Regions from separate parts of the Homo sapiens genome. Here region 2 is linked to region 1. The links are chromatin contacts, found by Hi-C or POLR2A ChIA-PET in ENCODE. All regions are on one chromosome and are shown on one strand. The core of a region is the stretch at or near the end of the contact, and the rest is flanking DNA. Distances in the headings are between cores, read along the strand shown.

Region 1 (5,441 bases), core at 79-2,578:
TGCAGAGAATTCATGAAAGGTTTTAAAATGTCTTACAAATGTAAGATTATTTGAAGCTGTATCAGCTTGTAATTTAAGGCCTGCAGCTGCTGGTATGATAGAAGTATCAAATTTCAAAAGAAATTATGGTAGAGTATAAATAAGCAGAATGAAGAGAAAAGTCTCCTGAGAAGAAAATAAAATGAGAATGAAGCATATGCATTGTTATTGCATTGCTCCTTTTTTTCTTCATTTTTTATTTCAGGTTCGAGGGGTACATGTGCAGGTTTGTTACACAGATAAATTGCATATCACCAGGATTTGATGTACAAATAATTTCATCGCCCAGGTAGTAAGCCCAGTACCCGATAGACAGTTTTCCGAACCCCACCTTTCTCCCTCCCTCCTTCCTCAAGCAGGCCCCAGTATCTGATTGTTCCCATCTCTGTGTGCATGTATACTAAGGCACTGCTTCTTATATTCAAGGTTTAGTACTAAAATGCAAATATGAAGTATATAATTTAGTAAGTTTTAATCCTGCTGCAAACCAGGTCACATAAAAATAATGCAAAATAAAATATTAAAATTATTCAGAAGTTCGATATTTATTCTGTTGTCTTTACACCTTATAAAATGGAATGACCTAATTACTCTTAAATAAACATAAAGACAATTTAAGGTCACATTTGTTACATTCACATAATTTGTTAAACACAATAGAAATGTTAGTTTACTAGAAAAGAACTGTCATAATTTTAACATGCAGAGTTTGTTTACCTTCTATTATGGTGATCTTTGTTTAAGATTTTCTCCTCAGATGTTAAAAGTTTTTCACTTAAAGAGGCTTAGGGAAAGTGATTTTTAAAGAGTCACTGTTACATGGTAATATGCCGTTCATTTGGATGAGACTAGTATATAGGTAATAGTCACAAGTTCTAACTTGCATGTTAATTTGAAGAGATTTTTCGTAAAATTTTATCAACATTAGTTTCTAATGGAAACCAGTCTTAGAAGTTTTCTGCTGTTTGTTTGAGGTAAAGTTTTTTTAAGAAAGTTATAATTACATTAAACTATCATGCTTTAGGGTTTAAATGTTGGAAAGTTGGTTTTGTAAGAAGAAGAGTTTGGTTTCTTGTTTGTTTGTTTGTTTTGGTTTGTTTTTGGCATGCGAAGAGCTGTGTCCTGGAATTGGTGCCCAAAAAATTTTAAGTGTGGTATGAACTGTTTATGTCACTGAGTAAAATTAGACACGTCTGTTGCTAATGTGAGGGGATGAAACATGAGACAGGGCGAAACTCGTGAGAGCCCTTTCTCCAGGGACAGTTGCTGAAGCTTCATCCTTTGCTCTCATTCTGTAAGTCATAGAAAAGTTTGAAACATTCTGTCTGTGGTAGAGCTCGGGCCAGCTGTAGTTCATTCGCCAGTGTGCTTTTCTTAATATCTAAGGTAAGTGCTCAGTTTTAACTTAGATTTTATATCAGTACAAAGTACTACCTAAAAACCAAACGCTTAAGAGGTTTCTTAATATTCTTTCTTCTTTGGTGGCATAATAATAAATTTAAAATAATGTTGAATAAATTGGTGTATCACAACATAATGACATATCAAGTATCAATGAAATTCTCATTTCAACTAAGTTATTCTGACTACAAATATGCTACATATTTTTAGCATAATCCTATATTTCTAACATTTTTAATTTGTAGAATGCCAAAGGTAGCATTTCTGTATTATTGGGCATTGAATTGGATCCTGTAGTTAATTTAAACAAAGTATTATCTTTAAGATCACCTACTTCTAATTCTGCTCTTAAACTTTAGTGGTAGAATTACATTTGCTTTAGATTTTCTTGATAGTTTTGTTATAGACACTAAGAAATAAACTAAAATGAATGACAACAAAAGTCCAGTGGTTTTATAAGTTGGAAATAAACAAAACAAGAGCAAAATAGCAACCTGACTCCTTCACTATTTTTGGAGTGAAAAGGGAAGAATGTTTCTTTCCCTAAATCTGGAAAATATAAAATACTGCTCAAAATATGTATGAAAAAATAAACATAAGTGGGGTAAAAGTACACATGTGCTAATGCTTCAGCTTACTGAAGTTATGAGTTCTTTCTTTGCGTTTTCTAAATTAATACATGACAACTAGCAAACACAATTTTTTTAAAGGAAGGATTAGAAAAAAATAATACGGAAAAATATAACTCAGCTGACTGAAAGATTTGCCAGCAGACCAGTACAAAAACGAACTACGGAATACACCGTTTGTTTTTTGCTTATTTTCTTGCAAACATTTTGTAGGTACAAAAAGGCACCTTTGTGGAATTTAAAAAGTAATGCTACAAGTTGGGGTTCGTTTTATAGGTTCTAGGATTCATTTCAGATTGTCTTTCAAAGACAAATGAAAAGTAGCATTTCAATGTAGTTAGATATAGCATTCCAAAGACTAACAAATTCAGGTGTCCAAAAGATATCAGCTAAGCTTGCAGTTAAAATGCGGAAAATGAAATTGTTCCATATTGTCCTTTAAAAAATGTACTTGCTAGTCATTAAACTAAGTTGTTATTAAATTGCATTAAAAATTAAATGATAGTTGTAAATTATAGTGGGTTCCCAATGTGTTCAGTTTTGCATAACTTATAGGGCCTGAGGATCTCCCTCCACTCCCTAATCTGTGGCTCATCACAGCGCTTGTGTCTTCTCAGCTTGAGGCACCAGGGCTGTGGTTTCCCAGTGGGAGGGGAGAAACTACAGCGTCCTGAGGATGACTCTGCTACTCTCCTGCTCCTTCAGAACCCACCTTGACCTTCATGACACCTTCCTGTCTCTCCCTCCCTCCCTCCCCTTCTCTCAGCCTCTATAGCACCTGTCTGGCTTTATTCTTCTCCAGACCTACTGCAGGGCCAGATAGTTCTACGACGTTCTCATGAGGATTGCAGGATCCATCACTTGCTACTTTGGCCATTTTGGATTCCAGCTTCATTTTTAATTTTATATGTTATGCTGTAGATAGTTTTATGGGAACACTGGTACAGGAGTATTTAGTAATTTGTGAATGGTAAAGGTCTCAAGACTTTTCTCAGAACCTGTGAAAATCTCACTGCCTGCTCGACTTCAGTATGACTGGTGGGTAGGACCACTGAGGAATGGGGACAGGAGGGCTTGCTGTGCCCAAAGGCGTTTGTGCTTCATCCTAAGCACCAGTGAGACCTTTGAACCTCTAGAAAAGGAGAGCAGCCCAGTCACATGGGTGCTTTGGAAGGATCACTGCAGTTGACATGGAGAATGGATTAAGGGCAGTGGAGGCGGCAGTGAAGAGTACCTTAAAACCTAGCTTCACCTTCGTGACTTCTTTAACTCTGTTTTTAAAATGCTCAATTAATTTTACTTGAGAAACATCTCTGGAAAGTCTAACATCAATGAAGAGGCTATGATTAAAAGTTTAGGCTATGGAGCCAGACTGCCATTTGACCTTGTGTGAATTACTTAATTTCTATGTCTCAGTTTCTTCATTTGTAAGGTGAGAGGAGTTGCATTGTAGCAGCTACCATTTTAACAAGTATCAAATTTAGTCTATATAAGGCAATTAGAAAGTTTCTGACTTCTTAGTAAATAGTAGCTTCCATCGGCATCACCCATCAATGCACCCTCTTATCCTGACCCCACACTGCGGGGAAGTCAGGAAGACCTCGGGAAAATGACGGTAACTGGTCAGGAACTTGAACCTGCTTCTCACAGTCCCCTAAGAAGGCGTACCAGAAAGGAGCCCTAAGCAGGCAGGAGACTCCAGGCTGAGGCTATTTCTGCTGTTTCTGTGGAGAACGTTCTCTGCACGCAGCCATGGCTGCTCAGAAGGGGTGTGTGCATTCCAGGATACAAATAGCCCTCCTGGCATTCCTGGTGGCTGCCTGCCTATCCCTAGTGGTAAGGTCTATGAAGGAAAGAAAGGCAAGTGACTGTTTACCTTTCCCATGAAAATCTTCCTTTTCTTCAACATTTTTGATTGTAACGAAAACTTTATATAAAATATTCTCCCTTTATTTTTATTTTTTTTTGAGACAGAGTCTCGCTCTATCGCCCAGGCTGGAGTGCAGTGGCATGATCTCGGCTCACTGCAAACTCACCTCCCGGGTTCAAGTGATTCTTCTGCCTCAGCCTCCCTAGTAGCTGGGATTACAGGCATATGCCACCATGCCCAGCTAATTTTTGTATTTTTAGTAGAGACGGAGTTTCACCATGTTAGTCAGGATGGTCTCGATCTGCTGACCTCGTGATCCACCCGCCTCGGCCTCCCAAAGTGCTGGGATTACAGGCATGAGCCACCATGCCCAGCCTACATAAAATACTCTAAAATGTTAATCTTGGTGAAACAATATAAGTGTGTTGTCTCCATACTGGAATGCATTTGAATGTTTGTATTTTGGCAACATTTGAAAGTCACTTTAAATCATCCCATTCATATCTCAAAGCAAAGGTGATAATAAGGAAGTGAATAAATGGCCCTGAGGCCATCTGAAACTTTTTAAATGAACTGCCAGGCCATAGGAAAAACACATATATACCACGTTTGATAAAAAACTTAAGTGTACCTCAAGAATTTCTTTACGCATTTAGAAGCACAGTATAGTTGATACATTGAAATAACTTCCTTTTCTTAAAATTTTAATTTAATATTGTGTGAATGTTTTTCAGAGTTAGAATTTAGTTATACACAATTTTTAGGGACTAGGCAAATTGAAGGTTTTTTTTTTTTCTAGAGGGGGCAGTGATAGTTGATTTGCTTAAAAATTTTAGGCTTAGTATAAAAATCAAAATACTTATAAAATAGATTACAGGCTACTTTATTTGCTGTTTGGTTAAACACAAACTTCATGTGTAATTTTAATTTAAGAATATTCTAAACTCTGTTCTCCTTTGTAAATAACAGCAAATTTAAGAGTCATGTCTATACAGGATAAATGGTACTGCAATGTAGGCTGGTCCCCTTCACAGGGCTAGTACATAATGAACTGGTTTCTGGATGGCCAGTAAGGGGGTCTTTTTAATTCTCTCTCTCTCCCTGTCTCACTTCTCTAAGAAGTGTCCTTGGCCTCAGCCCACACCTTGCCCATCTTCCTCTCCTAACCTAGCCGGCTTCCCTCATTGCCTGGTGCCTTCCTCTTGAGAGCATTCCCTTAATACAACACCTGAACAAGAATCCGCATCTCAGGCTGCTTCCAGGGAACCTGATGTGAGATAGTGTCAACCTAAATAACAAGCGAGCTCCCAAAGAAAAGATGTTCATTTGTGAATAGAGCATTGCAGTGGGACTATGAGGATTACATAATTGTTCTGAAATTATTATCCTTGGCTACAGAGATCAATAACAAGAGTAACACCAGTATGAGATTGTAGGCAGATGTCCTCGCAGAAGTGTTTAAGGTTGTGGTTTTTGCAATCTTTTGTGATAATTTTTGTTAT
Region 2 (5,585 bases), core at 423-2,922, 310 kb after region 1:
GGCAAAAGACGTTGACAGAGGCTTATGGAACAACACACACACGCACACAAATAGAAGGAATATATTGCTTAAAATGACAAAAATAGCCAACATAGGCTGGGTGCGGTGGCTCATGCCTGTAATCCCAGCACTTTGGGAGGCTGAGGCGGACGGATCACTTGAAGCCAGGAGTTCAAGACCAGCCTGGCCAACATGGTGAAACCCCGTCTCTACTAAAAATACAAAAATTGACTGGGCGCAGTGGTGTGCATCTGTAGTTCCAACTACTTGGGAGGCTGAGGCAGGAGAATCACTTGAATCCGGGAGGCGGAGGTTGCAGTGAGCCGAGATCACGCCACTGCATCCTAGCCTGGGTGACAGAGTGAGACCGTCTGAAAAAGAAAAAAGCCAACATAGGAATTTTTAAAATAATATATAATTACCAAAAATTGGGGAAAATAGAGACAGGGAAGGCAGTTCTATAAGCGAGATAAATCTTTATCTTTTGTATCAGAAAGTCAATAAATATTGTCTGAATTTGATTGGTTATTTCCATTTTTATGAAATGTCTACAATAGGCAAATCTATAGAACCAGTAAAGAAATTAGGAATTCCTGTGGCTGGGACTGAAGAGTGAAATCACTGCAAGTGGTCAAGAGGGATCTTCTGAAGTGATAGGTGTGTTCTAAAATTGGGCTGTGGGGATGCTTGCACAACTCTGTAACTTTGCTAAAATTCATTTCATTACACATTTAGTGAGTTTTATGATATGTACATTACCCATCAATAAAGCTGTGTTAAAAAAAAGGCTGATTTTTTAGGCTGGGCGCAGTGGCTCACGCCTGCAATCCCAGCACTTTGGGAGGCCAAGGCGGGGGGATCACAAGGTCAGGAGATCAAGACCATCCTGGCTAACATGGTGAAACCCCGTCTCTACTAAAAATACAAAAAATTAGCCGGGTGTGGTGGCGGGCACCTGTAATCCCAGCTACTTGGGAGGCTGAGGCAGGAGAATGGCGTGAACCCGGGAGGCAGAGCTTGCAGTGAGCGGAGATCATGCCATTGCACTCCAGCCTGGGTGACAGAATGAGACTCTGTCTCAAAAAAAAAAAAAGGCTAATTTTTAAAAAGGTCAAAGAAGAGATGTGAAAATATATTATTTAGAGTTCTGTAGGCAACCAACAGGAATAAAAGTAGAAATGTTTTCTGGGATGATCTAGGAGTTGCTAGGGTGAGGAAGTGTGAAATGGAGGCAGCTGTTTATCAGTTATGTTTTTATCAGTTTATCAGTTCTGTTTTTCTATACTATTTCCATTTTGTTTATCAATGCATGTATTACCTCAGTTCATTATTAGAGATTTTTTAAAACTTTAGATTTCTTAATGCAGAAAAAAATGTTTCTTGTTTTTAATCTTTTAGAATTTAAATATGAGTAATGATGGCATGTGAGTAAATGAATAGAATTTATTTTTTCTCCTAAAGACCAAGGCCAAGGGGCAAACTCTCTTACAAACCACCGCTCATAACTTGATGTGGACAAGAGCTCAACTGGGCATCGCCAAAAGTCCATGCCACTCCCAAAATAGAATGGAGGCAAGGAGACTAAGCAACTGATCTTTCTGGGAATGACATTTGGTGCAGCTGTGTTAAGCGGTTGCCATGGACTAATACAGAAAACATAAATAATCTCAGAGAAGCAAGTGCCCGAGAAAAACGAGATGACACAGGAAGTTGCTAATGTTATCAGCTGTCTTCATCTGTTTATATAAGAACGCTGCCAAAGTAACCATCTATGTGCCCAGGTTTTAAGCCGCATGACACAACCTCTTTACCCTGAGGTGAGAGTGACATGGTGGCCAATGAGAGGCCATCACTGTGGAAAACACATATTAAGACTTTTTGAGATATGAAGTAATGGGATAGATCATGAGGACTTGAGGCTACAAGCTGACGACCTTGCAGTTGGTTCAAAGAGCTTGGGGACTTTTCAGTGTAATTTTGCTAGGTGACGAATCGGAAGCTTTCACACCTGCATTCCCTTTCTTTTTTTCTTATTTATTTATTTATTTATTTGAGACGGAGTGGTGCCCTGTTGCCCAGGCTGGAGTGCAGTGGCGCAATCTCAGCTCACAGCAACCTCCACCTCCCAAGTTCAAGCAATTCTCCTGCCTCAGCCTCCCAGTAGCTGGGATTACAGGCTCCCGCCACCACGCCTGGCTAATTTATTACTATTATTATTATTATTATTATTATTATTATTATTTTTGGTAGGGACAGGGTTTCCACATGTTGGCCAGACTAGTCTTGAACTCCTGACCTCAGGTGATCCACCCACCTCGGCCTCCCAAAGTGCTGAGATTACAGGCGTAAGCCACTGCGCCCAGCATTCCCTTTCACATAAAATGCTACGTGAATGGTGGTAATAAAACAGTCAGAGCGATTCCATGCAACCCAACAGATAACGTGGTTTGTGCATTTTTTCTATCCATGAGGGAATGAGAAAGGCTATTCCTGCCTTTCCGTCAATTCCATTCAACCAAATATTTCCCATTTTAACGTGAAATCAGACCTCTCATGGGTTGGTCTGTTGTTGGAGTGACCACACTCACTTACTCCACTTGCTCCGAGGTTCCTCTCATTACCTGAACATGCACACGGGGCCCAGCAGGCACTGAGGAAAAGGTTGAGTGGCACTTGTCATCTGCATGCCTCCCAGGTGGGTCCTGCTCAGGGAGGAGTGTCCAATAACCTTGGTGACAGCCACAGCCTGGCAAGATTCATGCCGCAGACAACACGGTGCCCGAATCCCTTCCTTATAATTCCCCAGGCATGGGGTTAGTAGACAAAGCCAGTGAAGCTGATAAGAGAAGCAACATGTAAAAGGGGAGGGCACCACGTTGTCCCCTAAGACAAGAATGGAAATGGTTTAATGAGTTTGTTACTTACTATCTACATGATGTTAAAACCAATCCAGGCAGGGCAAAATAGGTCAGAGCCTTTTCACAAAGCCAGTACTTTGTGTAGTGAGATTTTAAAGACATTACCCTGTCAGTGAGAGAGAGAGAGCTACAGTTAGACAAACATGATAAGACAAAGAGCTAAATATAAAATAAAAAATGCAGATGTGAAATCATATTTGCAAGTCTTTCTTTTGCTGTCAGTAGTTGGTAATTGGTTGTAGCCACCCAGATGCGAGTCAGATACATACAACCGTAAGTACCACTTAAAATTTCAGTGGCTAAAGAATCTTGCCAGAAAGAATTTTTTAGTCAAAATTCCTAAACATTTCTCATTGTGCCAAAACGTACATATTTGCTTATAATATATCAAAATAAAAATGAGAATTTCCTTCATTTCTGGTGTTGTGAAAAGTTCCTGATAGATATCTCATGGAGACCAGGTTCCAAGAGCATTTCCTGTGGCCTTACTGCAGACAGCAGATCATTTCAGCCTCCACTCAGGCGAATGCTTAGTGGCTGGGAGTGTGCACGCTCTGGTTCAAGTGCAGTGAGGGTGGGGTACTAGACTCACCACTTCCTAGCTGTGGGGTGTTACTCCAGGCCTTTAAACTTTTATCAGAAACTCAAGCCTTCAAGCTTTCATCTCTTCCATCTCTGCACCTCACAGGACTACCATGAGCTTAAATGAGAGCACACATAAAATATGGTAAGAAACGGGTATGATTATTTTTCCTATTTTATAATTGAAGGCACTGAGGCCAAGAGAAGTGAAGTGGCTCCAAGTCACAAAGCCTTGGGTCACAAAGCTGGGATCTGAAGGCAGACTGTCAATAGTAAGGTTGTTATACACAGTAAATGAGTTAATTCATGGAAAGCTCTTAGGAAAGCCTTGGTTATGAGAAAGCTCTCAATAGAGATTAGCTGTTTTATTATGACTTCATTCGCTTTCACGCTATTTAAGCCTTTTCCTTTATTTCACTTCAAAAATGAGGGCTTGGTGGGGCTGGGCGCAGCGGCTCATGCCCGTAATCCCAGCACTTTGGGAGGCCGAGGCGGGTGGATCATGAGGTCAGGAGATTGAGACCCTCCTGGCTAACATGGTGAAACCCAGTCTCTACTAAAAATACAAAAAATTAGCCGGGCATGGTGGCAGGCACCTGTAGTCCCAGCTACTCGGGAGGCTGAGGCAAGAGAATGGCGTGAACCTGGGAGGTGGATCTTGCAGTGAGTTGAACTTGCGCCACTGCACTCCAGCCTGGGCGACAGAGCGAGACTCCGTCTCAAAAAAAAAAAATGAAGTCTTGGTATATGTGTTCACATAGTCTCTAAGGCTGTACATTTTGAACTTGTTCCATTTCTCTGACCTTGTAACCCAGGCTTTTGGGAAAGCTGTATTCTCCAGCGGATGTGAAATAGAGATGGCAGTAACAGTAACGTAGATATAAAAATAACTCTTCCAAGTGGATCAAGTCACTGGTGAAGGAATGCATGTAAATCCTTGCAAGCCTCTTGGGCAGTCTGGTTGCTCACTAAATGTTTTTATTTAATGAAACTTGATGGTGATTTTTAAATCTCATCCTTTTAGGGTTATGTACCCCATAATAAAGGAGAAATGATGTATGGACTTTTTTTTTTTTAACAAAAGAATGAAAGCCCGATTTATAAAGTAAACATTGATGGCAAGGTTTACATAAATGGAGCAATCTCTCCTACATAAAAGGAGAGATTGCGGTGGAATTAGGTATGAGGGATGGAGAATCTCTTTCCTCTGTTCACCATGGCAGATACAACTTGTGCTGTTCCCGGCTGTTTTTTGAGGTGCCATAAGGATCAAAACAGCAATCTGTCAGTAAGTTGGTAAGTTCCATGGGGCCAACCTAAGTTTGATCCCAGCTTCCACGGTCACTAAGCCCAGGACTGTGGGCAAGTTTCCTCATCTGTGATATGGGGATAATGACAGCACCAAGCTTTTAAGTCTGTGTGGGGATTAAGTGAGATAAATGCAAGAGAGTGTGAGAAAAGGGCCTAGGATGAAGCATGCATTCTACCTATTGACTATTAGTAGTATCCATCCTCCTTATTAAAGCACACTAACAACAAAGCTATTACATGAAGACACATAAAAGCAAACTTGAAAGAGATGGCAGGAACTTCAATACTCCAGTGGCAGGAGGCAGCCTCTGTGCTCACACTGACTGCCAGGTGCCCGTGAAATAGCTACTTCCAAGAGCTGGTAATAGAGTTGAAGCGAAACTCCAGCTCCAGTACCTCCATTTCCTTAGAACTAAAATGTGGAACGTGGCTGGGTACGACAACTCCGGCCTGTAATCCCAGCACTTTATGTGGCCAAGGTGGGAAAATTGTTTGAGGCCAGGAGTCTGGGATCAGCCTGGGCAACATAGCAAGACCCCCATCTCTATTAAAAAAAAATCTTAAAAAAATTAGCCATGCATCGTGGTACACGTCTGTAGTCATAGCTACTCAGGAGGCTGAGGTGGGAGGAGGCTGAGGTGGGAGGATTGCTTGAGCTCAAGAGGTGGAGGCTGTAGTGAGCTAAGATTGCGCCACTGCATTCCAACCTGGGTGACAGAGTGAGACCCTCTTTCAAAATAGATAAATAAATAAAATGTGGAGCATACAGCTATA

What was found. A loop is a pair of places that touch in the nucleus more often than their neighbours do. ChIA-PET counts read pairs that join two places held with the same protein, here RNA polymerase II (POLR2A).
Region 2: a map of gastrocnemius medialis shows a loop between it and region 1 (6-fold over the local background). The contact joins the enhancer-like site here to the promoter of SGCG in region 1. A Hi-C loop is called at or near these places in 1 of 168 maps with a recorded cell type or tissue (gastrocnemius medialis). POLR2A ChIA-PET finds 5 or more read pairs at or near these places in 1 of 52 experiments (CD4-positive, alpha-beta T cell).

The regions. Positions count from the first base shown.
Region 1 is chr13:23,179,651-23,185,091 of GRCh38, forward strand. It overlaps SGCG (sarcoglycan gamma), which reads left to right and starts at 1,329. Exons shown (of 8, transcript NM_000231.3): 1 at 1,329-1,425.
Region 2 is chr13:23,486,944-23,492,528 of GRCh38, forward strand. It overlaps LINC00327 (long intergenic non-protein coding RNA 327), which reads left to right. Exons shown (of 3, transcript NR_038995.1): 3 at 1-521. Among named protein-coding and RNA genes, the nearest start is that of LINC00327, 20 kb to the left of the region's middle. RefSeq lists an enhancer at 5,550-5,585. Within about 2 kb of position 1,673, at least 2 of the 41 ENCODE cell types and tissues checked have a DNase peak (open chromatin) inside an H3K27ac peak, as active enhancers do; they include gastrocnemius medialis, where a contact is called at or near this core.